2 separate regions of the Homo sapiens genome follow, and region 2 is linked to region 1. A link is a loop called in an ENCODE intact Hi-C map of the cell type or tissue named here. Cell type or tissue: Caco-2. All regions are shown on one strand. Region 1 overlaps FHIT (fragile histidine triad diadenosine triphosphatase). Region 2 overlaps FHIT (fragile histidine triad diadenosine triphosphatase).

Evidence for each region. Peaks named below come from ENCODE experiments on the same cell type or tissue, not always from the same donor. Only the 100,000 strongest peaks of a DNase experiment are listed, where the experiment ranks them.
Region 2: a loop joins it to region 1, with 3 times the contacts of the local background. A loop is called at or near these places in 2 of 110 quality-filtered maps.

What each region holds. Positions count from the first base shown.
Region 1 is chr3:60,741,790-60,744,289 of GRCh38, forward strand. The region is part of intron 4 of FHIT (fragile histidine triad diadenosine triphosphatase); the gene reads right to left. Among named protein-coding and RNA genes, the nearest start is that of MIR548BB, 130 kb to the left of the region's middle. In Caco-2, a CTCF peak has its summit at 1,252 (motif pointing left); a DNase peak (open chromatin) is centred at 1,262.
Region 2 is chr3:60,629,064-60,631,563 of GRCh38, forward strand. All of the region lies in intron 4 of FHIT (fragile histidine triad diadenosine triphosphatase), which reads right to left. Among named protein-coding and RNA genes, the nearest start is that of MIR548BB, 12 kb to the left of the region's middle. In Caco-2, no CTCF peak of the experiment used is centred here; DNase peaks (open chromatin) are centred at 948 and 2,038.

The sequences.
Region 1 (2,500 bases):
AAAGCAACCATTGAAATTTCCAAACTGAATCTGTACTTTGATTTATTTCAGTGTGGTATAATGTATGGTATAATATATGGCAATGTTTTCCAAGTCTGACTGTACATCACAGTGACCTGGGGGACTTTTGAAAAATAGATTCCCAGGCTCCCCTCCAATTAAGACAGCAGGTCAGAAGGTTGCAACTCAGGAAGCTTTACTTAATGTCTAGAAGTTTCCCAGGATATTCTGATGCATGAACCGTACTTGAAACAATAGTCAGACATTGCTACTTATCAGCTGTGTGATTTGGGGCACTCTGAGCTTGTTTCCTCATCTGTAAAATAGCGGGGAAGTAGGGGAGTGTCACAAGGTCTTAGAAAGGACCACATGAGGGAATGAGTGCAAAATTCTTAAATGATGCCTCAGTAAGTGAAATTATGATGCTAATTACAACGAATGTCCTTAAAAAGCTACTTTTCACTTCCAATAGTCCAGCTTGCAAAACCTTCCTCTATCAGAGAAAAATTTAGTGAAAGAGTAAATGGGCTTCACACCAGGATGATAGCCTGGAAAAATCAAAAGAGACATTGAGACATTGCCCACATAGAAAGCAGGGGAAGAGCATGTTCAGTTTTTCTGAAGGTCTATATTCTTCATTCCTACTGTCCATTTCTCCTGATTAAAAGTCTCTCCCAATAGCTGAGACCATTAACAAATATAAGCCCATCAAATGGTAGCTACCCCACTTTGTAAAATTAGGCTTTTGTGTCTCTCATAGAATAATGTTCTAACACTTCACTACCTGTAATAAAGTATTTGCACCACAAGAAAAAAATGTATTTCATGACCAGCAGGCTACAACCAGCATTCTGCTTTTAGGAACCCATGCGTTTGATTGTATCCTAAGTTGGTAATGAGTCACCACTTTTGCATTTAGTTAAGGACACCAAACAATGACTCTGTGAACCTCAGCTCAGACTGCCCCTGAGTCCTCAGAAGATGCCTAAATATGGACTGTTCTGTAGCGCTTAAGGATATCAAATGACAGTATACCATGACAATCACAACTAATCGAAGTCCCCTGCAGAGTAGTTCCTCATAAAGAGATGGAGATGGAAAAGTAGGAACGTTTTTCAATGCTATGCAGAAGGAAAATAATACCTACTGACCATATTCATCCTTTCAAAGGTCTGCCCTGAAGGCAAGTTGACAACACCCAGGCTTGGTTCTCCCTTTTGGAAGAGCTAACGCTAGGAGAGTTCACCCTTGCTCCCTCTGGCGGGAATCAGCAGAACAGAGCGGGAGGCACTGTGGCATTAGGATTGCAAACCCTGGCTTCGGACACAGTGCTGCTTGAATCAGAATCTACACTGCAGCTGGGCAACTGGCTGAGGTCACATTTTTAGGCTCTGAGCTGCTTTCTCTATTTGCAAAGTGAGAATACACAGCTTCTAAGGTCATAATGCAGATCAAATTATATATAAAGCACTTAACATGTGCTCAGTAAAAAGTCATTGATCTAATTATTGTTGTACTTTATTGTCATTAATATCAAGGGAATGACAGCATAGTGAGTCTCCTAGGGATGCAGGTCAATAGATGTTGAACTGCTATTATGCAGCAGGTACTGTGCTAGGTCCTGGGTAATACCAGAGCAAACAAGATCAACACAATCTGCACCTCCAGGAAGCTTATGGTCTAGTTCAGAGGTAGGAAAAATGTGTTTTGTTTGGCCTGCACCTTGTGTATAAACACAAAACATAGAGCAAACATTTTAAACTTGGATGACTTCACACCACAGTCCAGATTTCTGGCTTCTCTTTGAAAACATCAGAAATTCTGAGAGTAAGGGAGATTTCTGTCCACATGCCAAGCCTTCTAAGTCCCAAAGCACCAACCTTCCACTGGAGAGTGGCCTGCTGGCTCTTCTCATTAAGAAAAATCTCCCTCTGGCTACACATGATGAGGGGCCTGGAGGAATTAAGAGAGATGAGGTAGCTGAGGACACAGGTCCAGGGGACCAGAACTGAAGCAAGGAAGGAGAAAGGAGACTCAGCGCTGGTTCTCTTTCACGGGGTTTTTTTGTCTCTCAGCTCAGCTCGCTCTGTTTGGCTGGACACAGAAAACCCTGGAGGAGAATTCTGATTCCAACTTGCTCTTTGCACAGTTAATTATTTGGAGCTCCCAGAAGGTTGGAGAGAACAATGACTTCCCCTGCAGTGGCAGCTGGACTAGCTTAGTTCCCTTTTCTGCCCCCAGGGGTCAGAACCCAAGGAAGGGGGGCTATTTGTTTTGGCCTTAAACCAAATCTGCCTAGAGACACAGAGCGATGCTCTGACCTGAGACCACAAAAGCTACTATTTCAATGCCTGGTAAAGCTCCTCTCTCTTGCCGTCCACAGCAGTCTACTGACGAAAAACGCGTTTTCCCTATGCAAACTGTTTACTTCTCTCCTTTGCAAATTGGAAGTAATGTAAAAAAAAAAACAAAACAAAACAAAAAAAAAAAAAAACAGAAA
Region 2 (2,500 bases), 110 kb before region 1:
GGGGGTAGGTGGAAGAAGGTAATTCCTAAACTTTCCGCCACTCTCACCAAGAACTTAGCCTCTGCAGTTTAGGGCAGAGGGAATGAGAAATTCTAGTGACCTGTTCCTCAGTGAGATACCATATCCCTTGACTGGAAGCTGAGGGGAAAGGCAGCACCATCTCTTTGGCCACATCTGCCCAGAGTGGAGGCTCCATCTCACAGAGCTACATGAAAGGGATAGATAGCAGGCTGTGTCTGACATGCTACAGACTCTCATGTTCTTAGGGAGATTCTTCAGATTTGCTCACATAAGTGCTTTTGATTTGTCATATTCCATTACAATAATTTCCAGAGACTTTAAATGAGTTTCTTTATATTTTTCATCAGTTATGGATGTTTTCTGGGAAATGGTCCATGGAACACCTTATTCTGCCATTCTGGAAATAAAACTCCAAGAAACTTCTCTTTAAGCCTCTGAGACTTAGAGGTTGCTTATTACTGCAGGAAAGCCTAGTTTAGCATGATGAAAGCCGTGTCTAGTATTAAAGCAGAATTAAAGTCAACTCAAGGAAAGTAAAATGATTTTCCAACTCTATCTTTCTCTGATAGGTTCTTGTCCCTTAAAGCTGAGTAGCCGTCACTGGCCAGATTCTAGAATAATGCCCTTCCTGTTTTTCTTTTGTTCTGTTGTCCCCACTTGATTGCTTTAATGTATCTAGGTAGACTGCCTCTATTAAGAAGTCCCAAGTTAATGTAGGCTACTTGCAGTCTTTGAAACACAGTGCCCATTTAAAGATGACAATCCTAGAATCATAAGAGCAGGGATACAAACTATTTTATTCACTCTAGTATTCTCAGAGCCTAAAACAGTGTCTGGCTAGCCTGACACTTGATAGCTGCTCCCAAAAGGTATTTTTTGAATGACAGTGTCAGGACCTTGCTCCTGTTCCTTTGTTACACTGGCTGCCCTGGGGATCAAAGCGTATGGGAGGGCTATTTGTCTTATGTTATCTTTCTGAAAGTATCCTCCCAGAGACTGGTTCAAACAGGAACCCTACCTGACTCCTATGTCCTAAAGGACTCTATCAATAAAGTATTCCAAGATTCTTCTAGCCAGGAGGTCTGGCTTCATTTTCGAAGTTATCTCAGAAACCTAAAGTGTGTACTCTGGTATCATTAACTGATGTGACACAACTAGTGTGATTCCATCAGTTTTATAAATGACAACCAGTGTGAGGAAGTCGACACCAAAAGAAGACACTACTGGACAGAAGGCAAATGATTTTGAATAATCAGCCTCTACCCTATTCCCCCAGGGAGACTAAAATGCCTAAGCAATGCTCTCGTTGATCACAAAGGATACATGTTTGTCCTCTTGTTTAGAGTTGCAAGAACCCACTCTTTCCAAAGCAATCAAAATCCTATATTAAGGGGACCATGTCTAGAAGCTCTGGAAAATTCCTGGAATAGTAACACAAAAAAGGAGTCACTGTACCACCACCACAAGCCTCTCTGGGAACTAATTGTGTTCTAGATGCAAGAGACACTTAACCCAGCATTTGTCTTAGCAGTGTCTGCCTACTATGTGAGCCTTACGCCATCCCTGAGACTCTGCCAGGCCCCTGCCCATCCACTCAACACTTACAGTTGAACTTTGCCAGGAAATCTAGCTCATCTAGTTCTCCAGCTTTCTAATCCTTCCTCTCACCCAAGACTGACCCACTCCTTGTCCTATCTTGACGTCCCTCTGGTTTATACAGAGTAATTAAATCACTGGTTAATTGATGAATTCAATTAAATCAATGTCTTACCTGAGTCCCTGTTAGGATTCTTTAACCTTTTTTGGAAAATAGCCACATGTCAAATTTACTCACTTCTTCCCAGGTCATTAAAAAAAAAAAAAAAAAAAAAACACACAGAAATAACTGAGTAAAAAACACTCTCAATCTTTGCCCTCTTGGTATCAGCTTTGAGACACCTGGCCAAGTACAGCCTGTGCTAAGTTTCAAAGAGGAGGCAGATAACTTTGAAGATTTTATTTCACAGGGGACAACAGATAAAAGTCTCTGTCAAGTTGTCATTAGATGCTTAATGCTATTCTTGGTGGGGAGCTTGAGGCGCCCCTCCTCCTCTGTAGACTTCTAGCAGATTAGGTTTCAGAGCTTTAATTTGAGGAAGGATTTACAGCTGTGAAGAGGTATAATATCATTTTGATTTGGGTTGTACTAGGCTGGGGAAGCCAGATTACATTTGTATGAAACTGTATTAGACCATATGACTGAAACCACCAAAATCAAATAAAGGGAAAATTTTCCAGAGAGCCTAAAAACAAGAGCCTGTCTTTCCAGCACCTGAGCATTGTTTCACTAACTATTATTCTGATTTACATCTAGGGGATCCATGCAGAAATGCGGAGGGAGATGGCAACAATGCCTGTGCTTGCTGGACCTATCCATTCATTAATCTGTCATCAACCTAATCCAGGGGCCCATCCCCTAGAACAAGAGGAAAAAAATTAA